2 separate regions of the Mus musculus genome follow, and region 1 is linked to region 2. The links are chromatin contacts, found by Hi-C or POLR2A ChIA-PET in ENCODE. All regions are on one chromosome and are shown on one strand. Each heading gives the region's core, a stretch centred on a gene start or an enhancer-like site at or near the end of the contact. The rest is flanking DNA. Distances are from core to core; before and after follow the strand shown.

What was found. A loop is a pair of places that touch in the nucleus more often than their neighbours do. ChIA-PET counts read pairs that join two places held with the same protein, here RNA polymerase II (POLR2A).
Region 1: a loop to region 2 is called in a map of heart, with 9 times the contacts of the local background. The contact joins the promoter of Cry1 here to the promoter of Btbd11 in region 2. A Hi-C loop is called at or near these places in 1 of 37 maps with a recorded cell type or tissue (heart). POLR2A ChIA-PET finds 5 or more read pairs at or near these places in 4 of 5 experiments (Patski and embryonic stem cell).

Annotation. Positions count from the first base shown.
Region 1 is chr10:85,183,204-85,188,473 of GRCm38, forward strand. It overlaps Cry1 (cryptochrome 1 (photolyase-like)), which reads right to left and starts at 1,851. Exons shown (of 13, transcript NM_007771.3): 1 at 1,111-1,851. The coding sequence starts at 1,268.
Region 2 is chr10:85,384,086-85,389,182 of GRCm38, forward strand. Btbd11 (BTB (POZ) domain containing 11) reads left to right here and starts at 2,729. Exons shown (of 17, transcript NM_028709.2): 1 at 2,729-4,393. The coding sequence starts at 3,244.

The DNA of each region.
Region 1 (5,270 bases), core at 601-3,100, 200 kb before region 2:
CAGACCTTAGTGACGGCGCATAAAGCTCTAGAATCTGGCCCCCGTTACAACTATAACTTCATCACCTAGTACTTTCCCCCAGAGGTTTTGCTCGTCATTCTGGCTGGCTGTTCCTTCCAAAGATCAAACCCATTCTCACCTCAGGACCTTTCCCTGGAATGTTCTTCCCTTAGACAGCTGCATCCCATGTCTTCAAATCGGCGACCACTTTCTCCACACATCCTAGCTGTGGTAACTTCCAGTGAGCTACATCCCCAGCTAATTAACATTGTTTTAAATTGTGTCCCCATCCCTATTCCTGTTTACCTCGTCTTTTCTTTGCAACACGTCTCATCTCCAAAAGGACTACATACGTATTTTTTTCTTGGACATATGCCTGAAGAGGGCAGACTTCTCGTTCACAGCTCTATCCCTCATATCCAAAGACACGGCTGGCACATAAGCTATCAATATTATCTGCTGAACTAATGCTTTCGTTTCATTCCGCCACACAATCGTCTATCCTGTTTTCCCAGGCACAGCTCACAAAATGTCCGGAGGATTTCTTCCAGTCGCAATTCCCTAGAAGGATTATACTTTGCCTCGAAAGAAAAACTGTGCTTTGTCTTGTCAACCACAAGGAGGAGTTGAGAGAGAGAGTTGGGAAACCAGCTAATTCTTTCCCTTGCTTTTCCTCCTCTAACCTCAAGGGGGAAGAAAGCTGGATCCGGAGCCCGCTATAATAAATGAATGGTTTTTCTCCACACTATGAGTTACCTAGACACACACGTCAACATTAAAGATTACAACCCTTTCGGAGGCCTAAGATATCAAGGCCATTATGATCTGGGAGTGTTTAATTCTCCTCCTAGTTATTTCTCGCAAATCAGGGAAGGCGTTCCCATCAACACAGACACATAACTTACCGGTAAAAGCTAAAGTGTTTCAGGGTCGTCAATAATCTCTACTACTAAGTCTGTACTATTTAATATTGACCACATCTACAATTCTTTAACGATGTAGGCAATTCGGTCCCTGGACTAAAACCAAATCTCAGATCTGACACTAACGCATCGACACCCGACTCGCGCACACCGCGATCGATTGATTTCCCAAGCGCTTCGGACTCACCGCCACCTGTTGATGCCCACGTTGGAAGAGCCGGCGAACCAGGGGTCGAGGATATAGACGCAGCGGATGGTGTCGGCGCCCTGGATGCACTCCTTCAGGGCGGGGTTGTCGTGGAGCCGGAGTCCCTTTCGGAACCAGTGCACGGCGTTCACCCCCATGCTCGGGGCGCGGCGGGTCACCCCGACTTCCTCTACCGAGAGCTTCAAGGGAGGGAAGCCGGGCTCATAACCGACACCTGCGCTTCCAAGAAAACCTCCTCACCCGAGGAGTGGGGAAAGGGCTGCAGAGAGGGGACGGGAGGAGGCGACGCCGAGGCGGGGCGCGGAGGTGGCGAGCGCGCAGCTGGCAGATGAATGGAGGCTGCCGAGGCGCCGGGATCCACGCGCGACGTCCTTCAGGAGCCCGCGCCCAGCGTCCGGAGGACACGCATACCTTCCAGGGCCTGAGACCCCCGGAGCGCAAGCGAGCGCGCGGGGCCCGAGCCGCCACGACGGCCCGAGCTGGTCGCAGCAGCCCCGGGAGGCTCGTCACGGAAACCTCGCCCAACCGAGGCGACCCGCGAGGAGACGGTGGCGCGCCCGAGGCGGCCTCCACGAACGGACACGAGCTCACGCGGCCTCCGCGCGACGCGGCCTGTGCGTCCCGGAGTGGGCAGCGAGCTCGGAGAGCGCGGGCTAGAGCTCCAGGCCGCGGGACGCTCGCCTGCCGGTCACCGGTCCCGAGGCTGCCCGGGTGACTCCGCCGCGTCAGCGGCCTCCGCCCCGCCCCCGGCTTCTCATTGGGCGGCATGCACCCCACGTGACCACCGGCACCTCACGTTTCTGAAGTGTGTTTACTACACTGGCTCAGACCCCCGCGTGCGCCGCCGCGCCCGGTGCTTCGGGACCGGTTGCGATCGCTGGGCGCTCACGACCTGAGTTCTCGCGTGGGATCCGGACTCGCAGCCTCTGCGGGTCTCCTGAGCCCCAGGCCGCTCGCGGGGGCCACAGGCCGCGAGAAGGGGGAGGAGGCATAGTTCTGCTCCCGGGGCCGGGAGCCGCCTCCATTGGCCGAGGCTCGCGGGGACCCGGATGAGCACGGGGCTGCGGGGAGCTCGCGGGCGCGCGCTCTGCCGGGCACGGCGCGCGTGCGCTGCGCTCTCGCGGTGGAAGAGAAGAGGCTAGGACGCGGGAGCGCGCCCAGGGCTCTTCCTATGGGTTGTGTGGAAGGTCTGAAGCCAGTTCCGTGTGCCCTGAGAGTTATTGCTGGGCTGGGTGAGAGGCAACCGAGGCACAGTCCTGCCTCTCACCCAGCTTCAATCAGGTGTTAATCGGAGTCCCCTGCTCTGAAAGGAGCAGAAATCACGCCGTTAGCCTTTTTTACTGTTTGGGGCGGGCACCTTTGCCCAAGCTCTGGAGAAGACAGGTCCGATCTCAGATATTCAGCATTTCATAATACTGTAGATACATCGTCAATTTATCAACTCTAATCTATTACATGAAGTGTAGTTTAGAAGGTATTTTGATTAGGTTTTTGGGCTTTTTGCTTTGCTTTTTTTTTTTTTTTTTTTTTTTTTCTTCAACTGAAGTTAAATGGGAAGAGGAACCTTAATTGTAGTAAAGACTTCCATCAGGTTGCCTGTAGGGAAGTCTGGGCACTTTCTTGATTAATGAGTGATGTGGAAGGACCCGACCAGTGTGTGTGGCGCCACCATTAGGCTGGTAGCCCTAGGCGGGTTGTATATGGAAGCAGGCTGAGGAAGCCACAGGGAACCAAAACGGCTTTCCTCCATGGCTTCTGCTTCAGCCCTCTATCTCCAGGTTTCTGCTTTGAATTTCTGCCCTGACTTCTCCCCACGATGGATTATTAACTGTAAACGGCAACAAACCCCTTCCTTCCTGGCCAAGTTGCTTTTGCTCATGATGTTTTATCAAAGCAATTGAAGTCTAATGAGAACACAGGGCCACATGTGCATCTTTACCAGACTTCCTAGCCATAACCTACAGGCCATGCCTTAGACATACAATGCCCTTTTTGTTGAGACGGGGTCTCGCGGAGCCCTGGCTTACCTTGAACCTGCTGTGTAACTGAAGATGGCTCTTGGTTTTGCTCTTATCCCTGAGTCCTAGCATCACCTATGTGCATATATTCATCCAGGGTTATTTATGTATTTATTTATGGAGACAGTATATCATTAAGCATCTAGGCTGCCCTTAACTCACTTTGCAGCTCAGGAAAGCCTCAAAGTGAGCTTTGGATACCCCTTGCCTCAGCTTCAGGAACACCTGGTGTCCTAGGCCGGTGCATCCAGGGCCAGAATAGCAGCCGCTTATTGAATGAAGCAGGTGTGTTCCAAAGAGATGACATGCAAACCTAACCACAAAACCCCAGCCCCCTAGTGGAGTTTATTATCTGTTTCTTATTCTTTATATGTGCTGGGTTTTCCTCTGATAGAGGAATGCTCTTTGGGATCTACATTAACCTTTGAACTACTAAAGTATGTCTCCTCATACTGTAGCTTCAGACCCAAATAAAAGGCTCCCTAATTTTTGAAAATATTCTTTACCTCTAGTACAAATATAGCGTCTCCTGCCTCCTGGGGCCCTCCAAGCACATGTGTGATACATCACTTGTGGCTTTGTTACAAAGACTAATAAAAACTTCTTATAATACCCATCTATGGGCTGGAGAGATGGCTCAGCGGTTAAGAACACTGACTGTACTTCTAGAGGTCCCGAGTTCAATTTCCAGCAACCACATGGTGGCTCACTACCATCTGTAATAAGAACTGACACCCTCTTCTGGTGTGTCTGAAGATAGTGACTGTACTCATAAGCATAAAATAAATAAATAAATAAATAAATAAATAAATCTTAAGAAAAGAAGTTTTTTTTTTAAAAAAAATACCTAACTATATTGCTTCATAAATACCAATACTTACCACTATATAAAAAAGTCTCTGTGTCCCTTCGAAGTGAAACTTCTCAAGGACAAGGTCTCTGCGTCCAACTTTATTTTTGTGTGCCATCAATACTCAGTATAGATCTTCACATGTGTAACTGAGTGAGTGTTCATTGATCAATAGATGAAGGATCAAATGAAGGAAGAGTTGTGGGGCACCCGTATGTCTGGCAAAGTTAAAAGGAGGAAAGTACAATGATAGTTACAGTGTCTCCTTCAAATTCTTACAACGCCCCTTTACTTGTGAAAAAGGTCACATTTGGAAACAAGATCTTTAAAGATAATCAATTTAAGATGAGGTAATTATTAAGCTGTTCCCTAATCCAATGTGACAAGTACCCTCCAATAAAAGGTAAGTTTGGGCATGAAGACAGACATGCGTGAAGATTGAAATTATAGCGAGCCACAAAGCAAGGGACTAGCAGACACCAGCAGAAACCTGGGACAGACTTTTCCTTAGTGCCAACATGGCTCTCTGGAGGCCTGCCTGGACTTCTGGCCTCTAGAACTGACACAATCAATCCCTGCTGCCCAATAAGCAGCACTTTATTATAGCAGCTCTAACAAATGACAGAAGGAAACTAGCTTCAGTAATGTAGGGAGCCATTGTCTGAATGGTCCTCTCTATCTCCGCTTTGGCCGCTGGAGTAGGAGCTTCCCCTTTTCTCTCAGTTTCTTCAGAAAGATTTGAAAGTATGTGCAGGAAAACCATAGAGACTTAGCACGTAGTCCCTTGTTGTAGAGAGGCACAATTATTCTGTGCTCACTCCCGGGACCTTCTGAGTCTCTCAGCACCTGTGCAGGAGGCCTGGGAATGGAGCTGTGTCTCCACTTGGATTGTGTTGTATTCCAGGACTCTATTTTTGTTTGTTTTTTTTTTTTTTTTTTTAAGATACAGTCTCTTGTTTTCAGCAGTTTGAAAGGAAGCAGACTGTGTCTAAAGATGTAAAAACTGTTTTCAAGCATCCAGATGAGATGGTAGGAAGAGAAAATTGATCTGTGTAGTGTTGGCTTCTGCTTATGTGGTTGTTCATTCAATGAAGATAAATTTTTAAACAGTGCGTAGGTGGTTCTGTAACTTTAATATTGAAGAATTAATCTGTTATAAAAGCACATCAAGAGTGCATTCCTCAAATACAACAGGGTTTTAGTGGCACATAGAGCGTGACTTTAGTACATTTGGATCGGGGGGTGGGGGTGGGAACTGTCATTTAATGGCA
Region 2 (5,097 bases), core at 1,479-3,978:
AACACCTCAGCGTATGGGCTTGAGGTAGACAAGATGGCCAGGAAACCGTGCAGAGAAATGAAAAGGGCTTAAAACAAGCACTGAGCCACGTGCGCGGGGATACCTTCTGCCTGGGAGGAGAGCAGGCGGCATCAGGAAAAGAAAACATCGCAGCACTCTCAAATGGAGCCGAATCCCACTGGGAAGAGAGGAGGTTTAAGAAAGATAAGAGGGGAGAAGGACATCTGCACGAAAAGAGCAGCGGCAGGGAATGAGGGAGACAGGCTGGGATATCAGCCTGTAGGAGGGATCCGACCTGCCCAGAGCGCACAATGTATGTGTGAGAAAGCCCACCCTCTCTCTGCCTTTGTCTTTGCCTCTCTGTCTCTCCTTCTGTCTCTGTGTCTGTCTCTCTGTCTCTCTGTCTCTCTCTGTCTCTCTGTCTCTCTCTGTCTCTCTCTGTCTCTCTCTGTCTCTCTCTGTCTCTCTCTGTCTCTCTCTGTCTCTCTCTCTCTCTCTCTCTGTGAAATTACAGAAAGGAAGTTTAAGAATAGCGTGGGACTCCTGAAAGCTAAGTAATAAGTGTAAACTTTAGGTACTTGGGAGACTAAATAAATAAATAAATAAATAAATAAAATAGCTCACATTTTTTGATATGAGTGGTTTGTTAGTTTTGATTTTGTTATGCGTGACAACATAAGAGGTAAACTTTAGGAAGATTCTGATATTAGAGAACAGGAAAGGGAACGTGTTGCTATGGACGTGTATTAGGATGGAAATTACAGGATGACATGGGATATGCAGGATGAACGGCAGGGAATCCACAGCTGCCTATGCCCCACCCCCATCCTTACTGAGATTTGAATGACAAACAAAAATGATAGGCATTTAAGGTGTACTATGTGGTGTTTATTATATGTATTGTGAATAATTACCATAATCAAGAAAATTAACATACCTCTCAACCCATACATCTGACCTTTTCCTCTGCCTGATAAGAACACTTACAGACAACTTCCTACCGACATCATCATTCACTCTAGATGCCACCCTGCATGTATGTAATGTCTCTAGAACTGTGGAACACATCATCTGTAAATATAAGTCTGTGTGCTGAACAATCCCCCGCCCCTGTCTGCACCCAGTTACCATCGTACATTCTGGTGCTACTGTGTGATTCTTTTTAGAGTCACACAATAAGTGAGACACTCCCCTTAGCAGGATGATACTGTCCAGATTAGCCATTTGTTATACATGGTGAGATTTCCTTCTTTTTGAAGTCTGAACAATATTCTCTCTTAGCGATTGCAAATAATGCTTCAATGAACAGGGAGAGGGGAGTAAATAGATCTTTTAAATAGTGGCTTTATTTCTGTTTGGTAAAGATCCAGATGTGGGATTATTGGATCACATGGTAGTTCTAATTAGTAATTTTTTGAAGATCTTCGGCATTATTTTCCATAATAGCTATATCAATTTCCCTTCTCACCAATAGAGTACACTCTTCTTTATCCTCCACACCCTTGTTGATGCTTGTAATCTTTTGACTTTCTGATAATCGCCATCCTAACAGGCATGAGCTGGCAGCTCCTTATGGTTCTGATTTGCAGTTACCCTGATGGCCAGTGATGTTGAGTGTCTTCTCACATCCCTTCAGCCACAGTTGAACGTTCAAACCAGCAGTTCAAAGCACGTCCTTCCCTTGTCGACTCATACATTTACCACAACTCCCTAGCCCAATGTGGGATCCAGACAAATAAATAGATAGTAGCAAGCCAGCGTGACAAGGGCCCAGAAATGTGAAGCCATCGAAGAGGGTGGGGTGGTGGAAACACCCAGGATAGTTTTGGGAGATCAGGGTGGGCTTCTTGTAGGAATAGGATTGTGTAAGGGAGGTAGGAATCTTTGAATGAATAAGGTTTTTCCTAAGGTAGGTAGAGATAGACAAATAGCCAAGCAATGATGCTGTTAGACACAGAAATGCAGCAGACACACACATATATTTTGTATCTTTCTTTAGCTGAAAAGAATATTCTCCTGTGCACAAATTTAAGTTTGAGCAGTCTAGAGCATTGTCCACCAGAACCACAGAGTGGCCGGAACACACACACACACACACACACACACACACACACACACACACACACACACCCTGGAACTTAAGGGTAGATTCCTGTCTGCCGAACAAACCTAGAAAGTCCTGGTGACAGGTGGTTTATGGCTAGAGATTCGCTTCCCAGTGGCAATTATCAGTCTCCCCCTCACTACTTTCCTGTTTTATTTCCTTCCATGCTGGAGCAAACCCAGGCTGAGAAGCGGCACCCGCCTGAATTAGTCAGGGTGCCTGAAGAGGGAGGAGAAACGTGCATCTTGTATGGGCTGGTGGGAGGGAAAGAGAAATCTAAAATGCCAAAGCAGAAAGTAACCCTCGGACAAACACTTTATGAACCGCAGAGTGGAACAAATAACGATATAAATGATATTTTTGTCGATAGTTCGAAAGCAGAAACTAGGGAAGCTACAGTTGCAGGATGACTGTTCTTCTCCAGGCTTCCACCTAGGCCGCGGATCCCTCCTAGCTGCAGCCCTGGTCAAGGCCTGGGGGGGCGTGTCTGAGGGGCGGGGCCGCATGGAAGGGAGGAATAAAAAAAAAAAAAAAAAACCTAAGTAATTAGCATCCCCCGATTCCATTGGCTCTTCGACGGCCCTGCTTTGCATGCGCCCGCCCTCTGACTGCTTGGTTTGCTGGGGCTCAGCAGGGTTTTGCAGCCGCCTGGCTACAGCGCTTTAGTGCGGGGCGGGAGCTCAAGAGAACCGCGGCCCGGATCCCGGAGCCGGGGGAGCCCGTAGCCCGCCGAGCTGCGGCGGCCGTATCTGGGGCGATCTAGGTCCTATCGACACTGTGGCCGGCTCTCGGAGGCTTCTGCATCCGTCTGGTCCCAGGGAGGAGAGGACCAGACACTTTTATTTTGGATGAAAGGCGCGGGTCCTGGCGGGAGCTTCCTTCCCGGCCTGGCTCGCGGCTCAGTGCGCCCTCGCTCTGGCCCCGACTCCAGAAGATGACTTCAGGTTCCGCCGTGTATCTTCCCGTGGTGACGGCTCGGGGAGACAGGCGAAAGTAGTGACACTTGCTGGCAACGCCAGGTGGGAAAGTGAGCCTAGGCGACGTGGAGCCCCGCTGTCCCCGAGGACCCCGGTGCCCACAGATCCTTGCCTTTCCTTCCCCTCGGCTCCACGGCGGCTGCAGCATGAAGTGGCGCAGCGATGGCCAGGAGAGGTAAGAAGCCTGTGGTGCGAACGCTGGAAGATCTGACGCTGGACTCGGGTTATGGTGGCGCGGCGGACTCTGTGCGCTCCTCCAACTTGTCTCTGTGCTGTTCTGACTCTCACCCGGCGTCCCCGTATGGCGGGAGCTGCTGGCCGCCTTTAGCTGACTCCATGCACAGCCGGCACAACAGCTTTGACACCGTCAACACTGCCCTGGTGGAAGACTCCGAGGGGCTGGACTGCGCCGGTCAGCACTGCTCGCGGTTGCTGCCGGACCTCGACGAGGTCCCCTGGACCCTCCAGGAACTGGAGTTGCTGCTGCTGCGCTCGCGGGATCCCCGGGCAGGCCCAGCGGTCCCCGGCAGCCTGCCCAAGGACGCGCTGGCCAAGCTCTCGATGCTGGTAAGCCGGGCTCTAGTGCGCATCGCTAAAGAGGCGCAGCGCCTGAGCCTGCGCTTCGCCAAGTGCACCAAGTACGAGATCCAGAGTGCCATGGAGATCGTACTGTCCTGGGGCCTGGCGGCTCACTGCACCGCTGCCGCGCTGGCCGCGCTGTCCCTCTATAACATGAGCAGCGCTGGCGGCGACCGCTTGGGCCGTGGCAAGTCGGCGCGCTGCGGCCTCACCTTCTCCGTGGGCCGCGTGTACCGCTGGATGGTGGACAGCCGCGTGGCGCTGCGCATCCACGAGCATGCCGCCATCTACCTGACCGCCTGTATGGAGAGTCTCTTCCGGGACATCTACTCGCGGGTGTTGGCCTCCGGGCTACCTCGTAGCTGTAGCGGTCCTGGCCCTGGCTCCAGCTCCGGTTCTGGCCCAGGCCCCGGCTCAGGCCCCGGAGCCCCTGCAGCGGATAAGGAGCGCGAGACTCCGGGAGGGGGAGCGGCGAGCGGTGGCCCTTGCAGCGCAGCCAGCAGCGCCAGCGGGGGCAGTAGTTGTTGCGCCCCGCCAGCCACGGCGGCGACCGCAGTCCCGCCAACCACAGCCACCGCCGCCGTCGCCGCCAACCATCATCACCACCACCACACGCTTCACGAAGCGCCCAAATTCACCGTGGAGACCCTGGAGCACACGGTCAACAACGACTCGGAAATCTGGGGGCTCTTGCAGCCCTACCAGCACCTCATCTGTGGGAAGAACGCCAGTGGTAAGTGGCTCTGTCAACTCCGGGTTCAAGTTTGCCTCTCGTCCCCCTCCCGCGTCTCTCTGGCCACTCGCGCTCTCCACGGCCTTAGAGGTAGGGGCCAGAGTGGAGACAGCCAGGAACCCGTAGGTTCACTCCTGAGCTTGGGATCCGCGTGGTTGACACTGGTAGTAATGTTCCCAGAGCACACAGGGTTCCGCCCCCTTTGTGCAGGGCCAGGAGGTTGCTGCCTCCCGCAAGACAGGAGCAAAATCCAACACCCTTTTTATTTTACATTTAATTTAGTATGTTGTTTTACTCGGATCTGGCTTGAGACGTTTGAGTCTCGTGAATAGCTTCTAGAACCCTGTTGTGATCTTTAAGGGGCCACATTCCAGTACCCACGAGTTGGGCTAAGATCTGGAGGAGGCAGGTTCACTTGTCTGCCATGCAGTTCTCTCGCTTGCCCCAGGCCCTTTGGGGTCGCTGTGGATGCGCTAGGAAGGCATGGCTGAGGGCAGCGAAGGTGGAAGGATAGAGCTGGGTGGGCCTAAACGTGTTCATGTAGGTGGTGGTGGTGGTGGTGGAGAGACAACACTGCATTGCTCCAAGTTTTCCTGAACAGTTTCTGAGTACTTGAACCCAGAGCTGGAGATATAGGGGAGTGGGGGTGGGGTGGAGGGTGGCAAGGCCAAGTATTCCAGGCTCTGGCGGGTGATTTACATCTG